Linked DNA regions of Homo sapiens: region 1 is linked to region 2. Evidence: chromatin contacts called from ENCODE Hi-C or POLR2A ChIA-PET data. All regions are on one chromosome and are shown on one strand. The core of a region is the stretch at or near the end of the contact, and the rest is flanking DNA. Distances in the headings are between cores, read along the strand shown. Region 1 has its middle 130 kb from the start of TMEM30B. Region 2 has its middle 120 kb from the start of SLC38A6.

The links. Hi-C counts contacts between places; a loop is a spot of excess contacts on that map. ChIA-PET counts read pairs that join two places held with the same protein, here RNA polymerase II (POLR2A). Pooled maps may share reads with other maps.
Region 1: a loop to region 2 is called in a map of endothelial cell of umbilical vein, with 7 times the contacts of the local background. The contact joins two enhancer-like sites. A Hi-C loop is called at or near these places in 12 of 168 maps with a recorded cell type or tissue (A673, IMR-90, MCF 10A and 8 more) and 6 of 50 pooled maps. POLR2A ChIA-PET finds 5 or more read pairs at or near these places in 8 of 52 experiments (AG04449, AG04450, BJ and 5 more).

The regions. Positions count from the first base shown.
Region 1 is chr14:61,144,427-61,150,196 of GRCh38, forward strand. No RefSeq gene overlaps it. Among named protein-coding and RNA genes, the nearest start is that of TMEM30B, 130 kb to the right of the region's middle. Within about 2 kb of position 3,790, at least 16 of the 41 ENCODE cell types and tissues checked have a DNase peak (open chromatin) inside an H3K27ac peak, as active enhancers do; they include A673, IMR-90, ascending aorta and 2 more, where a contact is called at or near this core.
Region 2 is chr14:61,102,530-61,108,227 of GRCh38, forward strand. No RefSeq gene overlaps it. Among named protein-coding and RNA genes, the nearest start is that of SLC38A6, 120 kb to the left of the region's middle. RefSeq lists enhancers at 821-2,020, 1,390-2,304. Within about 2 kb of position 1,307, at least 22 of the 41 ENCODE cell types and tissues checked have a DNase peak (open chromatin) inside an H3K27ac peak, as active enhancers do; they include A673, IMR-90, ascending aorta and 2 more, where a contact is called at or near this core.

The DNA.
Region 1 (5,770 bases), core at 2,540-5,039, 44 kb after region 2:
AAACTGTCCCACATTTTCCTGTCTTCTTCTGAGCCCTCCAAACTGTTCCAACCTCTGCCTGTTACCCAATTCCAAAGTTGCTTCCACATTTTCAGGTATCTTTTCAGCAACACCCCGCTCTCAGCACCAATTTACTGTATTAGTTTGTTTTCACACTACTGATAAAGACATACCCGAGACCGGGCAATTTACAAAGGAAAATTGGACTTACAGTTCCACGTGGCTGGGGAAGCCTCACAATCATAGCATAAGGCAAGGCAAGTCATGTCTTACATGGATGGCAGCAGGCAAAGAGAGAGATTTTAAAACCATCAGATCTCATGAAGCTTACTCACTATCACAAGAACAGCACAGGAAAGACTTGCCCCCATGATTCAATTACCTTGCACTGTGTCCCTCCCACAACACATGGGAATTCAAGATGAGATTTGGGTGGGGACACACCCAAACCATATCACCATATCACTGGCAGTCATTGGCCTATGAGCAGAAAATATTCTGGACTGGGACCACAACTGACCACATCATGAGGTACAGCACAGAGATAGGGAAAGGACCAGAGGCCTTGAGGATATGCTCAAGCTGCTGAAATAACCAGGTCTCACAGCACTTTATATTAGGACTTCTGGTAATATGTATTCAGAAAAATTCCAGATTGTTCAAGCTAGTGGAGTTGAGGTTTCTGTTACTTGCAGCAGAAAGCTTCCTGATGGGTACACCTTCTCTGCATCAATCACTCAGAAAGGAAGAAGCAAGCATGTGTGAGTTATTACCCTGCCATTAGCACCTCACCATGGCCACGTACAGAGGGGAGCTCCAAGGACTCAGAGGCAATGGCCTAACAAGTCAGCCCCCCATGGCTCATTATCTTTCCCCTGCAGACCCTCCAAAGCCTATTTACCCTGTGAAATGCCACAATTTTCTTTGTCACCTGTCTTGCTCCAGTGCTGCCAGCACGAGTGATGTAGGGTATTATCAGGGCTTCAGCAACAGCGTGTGTGGCTGGAGTTTAAATGAATTTCATCAGCATGATTAAATACTTATTACATGAGTCAAACATACGGGCTTCATTAAGCTAGTGAACTCCCAGGAACCTCCTCTTCTGTTTATACAACCCATCTGGACTCTCAGATTACTTTAAAGAAATGGGATAAATGGAGTTCGATATGACAGCCAGCTCATCTTTCAGCGTTGTACTCTCAGAGGAAACTCATCTTCCATTGCTAAATCTGGCCTCCCTACAATTGGGTGCAGAGGTTTTTTTCCATCTGCTTCTGGCCTCCGTGAAAGCCTGACATGATGCTGAAATTGAGACTTTAAGAGTAACTTGCCAGGACATGACAGACATACTTTTCTCATTGAAGCATGGAACATTGTCTAAAGTCATTTGCAAGCACAAAACTTGGGCTTTTACGAGGAGGCACACCTTGAAAGCAAAATAAAGGGCAAGGTTTAATTAACTTACCAGGCCCTCTGTTAGTCGTTATTAGAAGCTCTTTATCAAATTAAAGGCCTGCTGGGAAGCCAGCTGAGTGCCGAGAAGCAGTGACATGCGTTAAGTGCCAAAGTGGGTTTTAATTGGCTGTTTAAATGAAGGAAAGCTCCCTGCAGTGTGACAGACACACATCATGGGGTGTGTGCCAACACACACACACACACACGGAGCCCCAGGCAGTCTGGAAATCACAGGAACCACATTTTTGGAAAGCTGACATATCCAAAGCATGACCACAGCCTACCAGGAAGGGAGCCCTAAAGCATGTGGCATTCCAGGCTCAATAAATGCCATAGTTATTATTTCTGATAATAATAAAAGAGCTGTAGCAGTAAGACTTTTGAATGCTGCCAAATTTGCACTGTACATCGTCCAGCTGAATTGCCAAGGTCTCTTACTCCTGGATTGAGCCCAGGATTTTGTTTTGTCTTTGGTGTCATCAAGCCACTAACATGTAAAATGGGAACGTGAATACCTACCCTATGAGAATGTTACAAGAGATTTACACAAAGCTCCTAGCAGTTCCCACCATGTACTGAAGGCCCAACGAATGGTAGTTATTTTGACGAAAGCATTTCTACTGTGCTCTTTAAAAAATTATTGGAGAGTATTTATTCCTCATAGTCCCAGTTATGCTAGGAGGCCCTACAGGGTGGTGGCTAAGAGTACAATCTTTGGAGTCAGATTGATATGGACTTGTGTGCTCGCTCCACCATATCAGGGGGCCTTTCTGAGCCTCGGGCACCTTTTCTATAAAATGGGATACATTCTACAAAATAGGTTATAACATACCTACTTCATAAAATGGTGGAAAAAGTACACGACTGTGCCTGAAAAGAACTTAGCACAATGTATGTACATAGTAGTTGTGATCATCAATATGCTTCCTAGGGGAATGAGTGTGTTTCCTGTTGAGAGATGGAGACATGAAATTACAGAGTGGCTGTGGGACAGGCCCCAAGGACACTGTACCTTTTCACATAGGCTGCGAGCAAAAGCTCATTGAGTCAATCATTTGTGGAGGTGATGGGGTGGAATCTTAACAGAAGGCAGCAAGGACAGGGTTTTTAGGGATTGGGGACACATTCAGGACACATAGGAGAGCTCTGCAGTCAGTCTTTTGCTGGTGATCACCCCTTCAGAAAGCTGGGGCTTCCCCATCATCTGACTATGAACATATTTGATGCAGAATAACTCCATGATACAGCTGTGACAAGAGGCCAGGCCTCCAGTTTCCAGTCTACAGCTTATTTTACTGAGAAAGTTTCTTGTCAGGGTGAGATTTTCAACTGGTGGGGAGAAAATTATTCCAAAACCACTGTTTTTTAATTTCAAAAGCAAGTTTTTTTTTTTGTTTTTTGTTTTAAGAATTGTATTGGTACTCTGAGCTTGTTATTTTAAAAGAAGCTGTCAATTGAAGTTTTTATTATATGATCAATATCACCCAGGATTCTTTACAAGGATGATGTGCAGCAGCTGCTGTAACTCTTGGCTTCTTGTCAGCATTATAATTTGGCGTAAAGTTATGGGGAGGTGACAGAGAGGGAGGGGAAGGAGTCATGTGACAAGAGAGGGTGGTGAGATCTTTTGAAGAAGTTAGAAGCGGTAAAGAATCTCAGCCTACAGCAGCTGGTGAGAAACTTAAAATACAGGACTGTGGGTCCTTGGAGCCATTTTGAATTGGAGGATGTTTTCATAAAGGCTGCAAAAATAAACCTTCCTGGATGAAAGCATGTGGCTACGTGCATTTAAACACACGCCCTCTGTTCCAATAACACCGCGATTCTGAGCTATCCCTGATGCACCAGCAAGGAAGAGAATAAACTCCTTCGTTTCCCAACATCCTTGCTGAGGGCTTGGAGGGACAGCTCTCACTCAATTTTCCAGCCTGGTAAGGCTTTGAACATGAAACAGACGTGTCCCCGGGGCTCTTACAAAATGAGCCACAGCAGGCTGATGTCAGGGCATGGATTCATGGGCTGCCGGGGGGTTAACATCTCTTGCAATTCCAAATAAGAAAAAAGCCTGCATTCTTCTTCATTCCTCCCATTTCACACATCCCTGGCAGCTGGGTTTCCCAATGCTTCATTGAGGCCAATGTGCGTGAAGGAATGGATCAGCAGGAGCAGGCCATCAGGCGGCCATTTTAAGCCCTTGGCCTCCATCCCCACTCCCCACGCTGGGGCGAGACAGACAGGCCTTTGTGTGCCTGGAGCCGGCTAAGCCAGGATGTGACTGTGAGCTGGAATCTGACCTTTCATGGGCTCCAGCACCTGTCAGAAAAACGAACAAGCTTGGGGTGTTTTTTCCGCTCCGGACTTAAATGCCAGTTTTGTGACTCCCTCACAGTGGAACTGTGCCAAGGCAGTTGTGGTCAACTCCAGCTCTCCGAGGAGCAGACCTGAGACGTAAGTGATGGACGGCCCCGCGTTTCTGAGGCCTGGCCAGCTCTCGGCTCAGGTTGAATTCAAGCCGAGCCCAGGACTTCAGTGCTTGAGTTAGGAACCTCAGAGCAGATCAAAACAGCCACATTACTCCGGCACCCTGTGGTGCATGTGAGTGTGTGTGTGTGCACGTGTGTGGGTGTGTGTGCATGCATTCAGCACTGGAACAAAGACCCAGTCACGGTGACCCTGACATAGATGGCTGTCCATTCATCAGGAGTGGGATTATGGAGCAGTGTTGGCACCCCCTCTGCCCACCCCGTCTTGGCCTGCTGCGGCAGTCTGATTATGAACATTCTAGTCATTCTTGGGTTGGACCCTGCCACTTGTGATCCACAGGACCTCAGTCAAATGACTTAACGTTTCTGAACCTCAACTTTGTCAGCCATGAAATGGGGATTAAAATGCCTTATTCCAATGGTGGTTGTGATTTAAATGAGATAATATATACAAAGCACCAAGCATCTTGTGAAAGCACCTTGGAGACACTTAGTCAATAGCCACCCTTTCCTCCCCTGTTGCAGAGCATGCTTGGGCTAGAAGGAAATGGGAGTTTCAGTCACTATTGATATTTGATTGCCCAATAGACACACACAGTTTTGATCATAGAAGAGGGGCTAGCTCAGCCTATCAATGGCTTCAGCTGTGGGAAGACAACTTTCCTCCTAAGTGTGGCCCCAGAGGATGTGGTGTTCAGGGCTCCTTAGTGGCCTGGCCTTTGGCTGGGAGTGGCTGTAGCTGTCTAAAGGGGCGGAGGGCTTTAGTGTGGACCTGTGGTTGGTGCACTCCCCTCCACCCCAAACAGGTTCAGAACCCTATAGGTGGAAGGAGGCTAAAGCGCACCCATGCTCCAGCCGAAGGAGCTTGTCCATTTGAGGTGAATATGGCCACTGCCCCTGCGTCTTTGGCTCCAGGGATCCTGCCTCTGCCCTCTCATTTCACAGGATAGTGGTCCAAGGCTAAGAAGTAGCAGCTGAAGTGGAAGGCAATGTCTGCAGTTACACAGATGGCTGGCCCAGAGCTCGAGACATGCAGGAGATGTCAAAGAAAAAAAATAAAAATCGAATCCTCATTCTCAAGGCTATCGATAATTTAAAAGTTCATAAATATTGATCCCATAAAATCTGATTTTGGAATCACATGGATTCCAAAATAAACAAAATTGTATTTTAGATGTGAAGTTTATGTTTCTTTGACTTTACCACATCTTGTGAAAATGGATGTATAGATTTTTACCAATTTTGGAGGGTGTGATGAGGGTGACAGAAAATGTAGGCTCTGCCCTGGGAGAGAGCTTGAAGAGATAAGTAATCATTTGCCAGAGGGAATGAAACTGAAATCTAGTGACAGGTAGCTGTGCCTGGCAGGCAGGGAGGAGTGGCCCTCGAACTAAGAGGCTGGGCCAAGAAAACAAATGGCGGTGGATGAGCCCCACATTGGAACGTGGTTGTTGATTTGCAACATGCTGCTTCCTGTAGAGCAACTCTGGGTAGTCAGCTGCAAAGTGAGGAAAACAGATTTATTCCTTTAACTATTCTGAAGAATACAAACTAAACCAGTTAGTACACACAAATAGCCTGTAATGCTATAATGTCCATTATCTTTATTTAGTTTGTTTAATTTCCTTCCTTCCTACCTTCCTTCCCTCCCTTCCTTCTTTCCTTCCTTTCTCTCTGTTTTTTCCTTTCTTTCTTTCTTTCTCTTTCTTTTCTTTCTTTCTTTTTCTTTCTTCTTTTCTTCCTTCCTTTCCCTCTCTTTCTTTTTCTTTCTTCTTTCTTTCCTTCCTTCCTTTCCCTCTCTTTCTTTCTTTTTTCTCCTTCCTTCCTTCCTT
Region 2 (5,698 bases), core at 57-2,556:
GGGAAGGGAAGTGAGCTCCTTTAGCAGTTCAAGGTTTCCCTCCCACTCTGGGACAGGGTGGTAGAGGTATGAGAGTAGAGACTGCTGAGAGAATATGGTCTCTTTCATTGTGCTCTGTTTTCTCCTTTTGGCCTCATGGGGAGGCATGGACGGGTGTCATCAAAGGGTGACTTGAGGAAGTAGGAGAGCAAATGGCTTCTCCCTGGTTCTCAGAAGTCTAGGTCCCTCACCTGGCTCTTATCCACAATGCCTGTGCTGTTGGTAATAGTTCACGTGCACATGTCTCCTCCAGTTAGGTTGAAAAAAATCCTGCTGGCTCGCACTCCAACATGGGCTGCTTTGTATGTCTCCCTGGCAAGGCACACAGCAAATATTGGTTGTTGCCTTTGGAGGCCAGGTTAGCACAAAGCAAATAGGGCTTGGGTGGGCTCAGGGACAACTAAAGGGGTTGGATGACTAACTCCCTTTTCTGTGACCATCCCTGCCTCTTGTTTACTCCACTGAAAAAGGGCGTAGGGAGGTCAGTTGCCGCTGCTGATCTGCACAAAGGTCAAAGGCAGAGCCACCGAAAGTAGTCTGCTCCTGTTTTTGAAGCTTTCTTCTGTGGGTAATATTGCACTTTGTAAACACTTGGTACTCAATAAATTCCAGCACACATATGGAAGCAATGGTGCCAACTAGCTGGATTGAAAGTACTCGATACCCAGTGTCCAGAGCATTGGCTAATGGAGAGGAAGAGGTTCCCTCCACTTCTGACTATGGGTGTGCGGCACAAGCCCCTGGCGGGCCTCACACACCCTACTTAGCACCTGTCAATCTCCTGTCCTCTGTGAAAGAGCCTGCATTTCTCCCTGTTGGGCCCGCCACTTCTCCAGGATTTTTTCAGTGCTGTCTGTCCAAGTCTTTCTTCTGCTGGAAGTGTGGGAATGGGAAGTCAGCTCTAGCCATGGCTACAAATAATTCACCTTTCCAGCAGCCTGCGGGTTTTCTTCTTACCGGTACAACAGTGAGTCTCATTCTCAGAATCTCTGAGGCCTGGCCAGTGAGGCCCCTATTCTTCTTCCCCTGGCAGAGGCCAGCTCTGATGGTGTCCCCACCCAAAGGGCAGACACCCATGTGATTTCAGTGGTTCGGAGGAATAGGAACGGAATGGAAGGGTGAGGTCTTTTCTGCTGAAGCTCAAAGCACTGTGGATACAGGCCCATATGCGTAGCCTGAATCAGGGGCACTGAGTTCACTCTGCTCAGTTTGCTTATATGTTAGTTTATGGCAGCTGTGGTTGCAAATAGGATCAAATTGTGCAGTTTTTAATTCCGTGTAATGCTGCTGTGAAGATGGACTTAACTGCTTTTCAGTACAGTCATTATGACTCTCTTAACTTCCCTTACTCATGAAACCTAGCATGAGTCATGGCTGGAGAATCTCACTCCACCCCACGGCCCCCACTGTCCCGAGAAGCAGAAAGGCTGGGTTCCTGGGGTTTTTCTTCCTGGCAGTAAACCCCCTCCTCCCTGCAGGACTGTTATAACTGATCCACAGTTAGAACATCAGGGAGCCCATAACCACGCAGGGCGGGGGTTTCTCCTTACCAGCTTGCTCCCCATGCAGCAGGGAAGCGGGTGTCTGCTGCAAATCTCCCCGTGTGGGGGGATGGGAAGAACAATGAGGCTGAACAGACACAAAGGGAGCTGTCCTGTGCCCAGACAGCCCCAGTGACATCTTCAGGCCCAGCCAGGATCCTCCCTTCCCAAAATGGAGCCTGTTTGCTCCCAGTATTAGTAGGGCTCTTTCGATTGCAAAGGACAAAAACTCCTCACTTAGGCTGCTATATTCGTTTGCTAGGGCTGTCTTAACAAAGTCCCACAGACTGGATGGCTCAAATATGGATTGTCTCACAGTTCTGGAGACTGGAAGGCCAAGATCAAGTTGTCTGCAGGGTTGATTCCTTCTGAGGCCTCTCTCCTCAGCTTGCAGAAGACTGTCTTCTCTGCAAATGCATGTGGTCCTCCATCTGCATATGTCTATGTCTTCCTCTTTTAAAAGGACACACTCCTGTTGGATTAGGCTCCACCCTCGTGACCTCATTTAACCGTAATTGCCTCTTTAAAGACCCTATCTCCACTTAAGGTCACATTCTGAGGGACTGGGGGTTAGGACTTCAACATGCCAGTTTTCTGGTGGGAGGACAAAATTACTTGGCTTCCCAGAGCAAAAGCCTGTTTAAGGATGTTGATGGCCTGGAGCTGAGCAAGGCCAATGTGGGGCAGCCCCAGACAGCTTTCCACTTCTGTCTCCACAGCCTTTCCATTCCCTCTGGTTGAAGTCAGGTGTTTCTGTTATATGCACTCCTAACACCCCTCTGTTTTCCACATGGATTTACCACCTCTGTATTTAAATAATGTGTTGTGAAGTCATTTGGTTAATGTCCATCTTCCTGGTTAGATGGAAGCATCAGGGCCGCTAGACGAGTCACCGTCTTCTTTGCAGCAACCCTAGTACTTGGCCCAGGCTGGGCACATAAAAGATGCTCAATTCATAGTTGCTGAATTGAAAGTCCTTTGCTCTTGGTGCTTCTGCTCCTCTGCCTCCTTACTGGCCAGTCAACCCCACAGTAGCCTTGATCCACTTGGCCAGCATTTCAGACAGTCACATTCCATTATTTCACTTCATATAATTTATACTACAGGGGAGATGATATTTCTTTTACACCCATCACTAGGTTCATGGCCAAAGCCCCTATAACAAACGACAGATTAACAAGAGAAAAGCAGACAAATGTATTCAATGTAAATTTTATGTGACACAGGAGCTTTCAGAAATAAAGAGCCAAAGAAACAGGGAAACCTGTGTATTTTTATGCTTAGGTTTGATGAAGTGTGGATATCCGGTCATGAAGAAGTATGACTGGAGGACAAAAAGTTTTGATCTAATGGGAATCAACAGGGAAGGGGGACTTGGCAAGGCCCATTTGCTCATATTCTCTGTGTCCCAGTGTCTTCAGAGATAAGGACATTCATTTCCTCTGGATATAGGGAAGGCATCTTTCAAACGGTGGTCTTATGACCTTCTTCAAGGGAGAGAGATGGGAGAAAGTCTGACGGTGACTTTCCTGCTTCTGCTGTTTCCTCAAATACCAAGGTGCCGTACTTTCGTGTAGTGTGTCCTGACCCCCATCAGTACTGTAGTGTACTTAATATTCTCCTTTACAAATAATTCATGCTTTTACTTAAATAACAGATTTCAGAAGGAAATATTGTATCATAGGTTTGACATCCTGCTTATATTTAAAAATTAAAAGTTGTTAAAACAATCACATAGCTATTAAAATACATGTTTGTGTAACTGTTAAAGTTATCTCCTCAGCTGCTTGTGGGCTGCCTGTCCTCAACAGGTCCTGGAGGGAGTTAGTCTACCTGGCTTAGCTAATGATCTCTCAGGTGGCATTGAATAGAATGCTCTTAGCTGCAAGTAATGGGAATCCCACTGATGCGGACTTAAAGAATTAGAACTTTGGGAGGCTGAGGCAGGTGGATCAGCCTGGGCAACATGGTGAAACCCCATCTCTACCAAAAAATATATATATATATATATGTTATATATTATATTTTATACTTAGTGTATTATATCTAATTATATGTAATATATAATTATATTAATATAAATAATTTAATATTTAGCCTATTATATATACAATTAGAACACTGATTGTCTCACAGAACTGAAATATTGGAATAATGTGGTTTGAGGGCTGGTTGTTTTAGAGGCTATATTATCTCATCAAAGACTGACATTCTTTCTCCGTCTCAGTCCTGCGAGCATCAGGTTTGGCTTCATCTTCTGGGTAGTAGCAAGATGGCAGTAGCAGCAGTCATAGGCATCATATTGAGACACATTGTTCAGAGGAAGAAGACGGATTGTCATTCTGCTTTCAAAAAGCACCCAGCAGACTTCCCTATACATTTTTTTAAGTATTTATTTATTTATAGAGACAAGGTCTTGCTCCATCACCCAGGCCAGAGTGCAGTAGTGCGATCATAGCACACTGCAGCCTTGAACTCTAGGACACAAGCAATCCTCCCCCCTCAGTCTCCTCAGTAGATAGTCCTATAGGTATGCACCACCACACCTGGCTTATTTTTTTATTTTTTATAGAGATGGGATCTTGCTCTGTTGTCCAGACTGGTCTTGAACTCCTGGCCTCAAGCAATTCTCCCACTTGGCCTCCCAAAATGTTGGGAATACAGGCATGAGCCACTGCACCTGGACTCCCTGTAAATTTCTTTGGCCAGAATTGGGTCACACACTCACTCCTGAATTGGAAAGGGAAATGAAGTGACTATGCAGGTCCTCTGGGGTGAAAACCATGCTGGAGTGGAGGCTGCGATGCCCACCACACACATCAGTGGCCAGCCTATGGATAGATTGCAATTAAGGTGCCCTCTGCTGGTGCATACAGGGGTTATCCCCAGCCCCAAACCCGCTGAGGCCAAAGGCCAACTTTGACCTGGCATGGCAGGTGCCAGGACTGACACATCTGTGCTCTCCTCAGGCAACAATTTCTGTGGCCCTCAAGCTATGCCTGGCCTCAGACTGAAGCATCAGCTTCCAAAATGATGCATTGTTCTCCCTGACTCCCGCACGCTCTGGCTTACAGAGGACCTGAGCAAGCAGAGCCGGCACCCCACCCCGGTGTTGGCCCCTGAATCGGGGAAGGGAGACTCTGCCTGAGTCTGCTTTTGATGGGGCTTCGCCAGCCCCGCAGGGCTCATTTTCTCTGTCTCCTGCTAAATTCCCTGGCTGCTCCTCCACTGTCAGGTTGCCAAGCCCCGAGTGTCTCCTGGCTCGTCTGCAGCAGGAAATGGGCCTGACAATTGCTCTTCCAGAGCCAGTGATTTTTCAATATGTAGTTGCATGGATCCCACCCACGCTTCATCTCCAAAACCCCCACTTGTGTTCAGCTCTGATTTACTAAGCACGTACTACAAGCCTGGCTCTGTACTCAGCACTGCAGGTCGGGGAAGCAGGCAGGGCACAGAGGAGGCATCTGATGTGTTCTCTGCTCTCGGCCTCATACTCCAGCCATAGTTGATGGCCACACACTTGGAAGTGAGCTTCCTAGCCAAGGTGGCCCTGGCGGACTACGGGGCACACAAGTGGTCCAGATTAAAAAACAATACTGTGTGGGTTCAGAGAAGGGCAAGGTTGACACAGGCAGTACGTGTGCTGATTATTCTGTCTGCCCCCTACTCACCCCTGTGTCCACTTTTCCCTGCCATGTGTCCTGGATGCAATGGCTGCAGGCTGCAGCAACAGGCCCTTTGCCCCAGCTTCCAGTGGCCTTGCTGGTGGAGCAGTGGGCAGGAGGTCACAGAGCAGAGGAAAAGTGAGGCCGGGGTTTATTTTCCCTGCTTCCTCCCTGTTTTGCTGTGATTCTGGCACTGGCAGGTTCCTCCAGAGCTACAGCTCTGGCAGGACTAGGGGAGCTTGATGGCTTCCTGCTGTTGCTGGTCCCCATTTCCCTACTGGGTTCCCTGAGCCTCCCCACTCTGGAAGCAGCCCCTTTTTTCTTCAGAGTTGTCTTGAGGTTGTTTGCATGATGACTGGCAGACAATGTTTAGGAAGTACTTCCTGCAGGAGCAGCACCCGCATCTGGGCTCCTGAGATGAGCTGAAGCTGGATAAGCAGAGAAGAGGAAAAA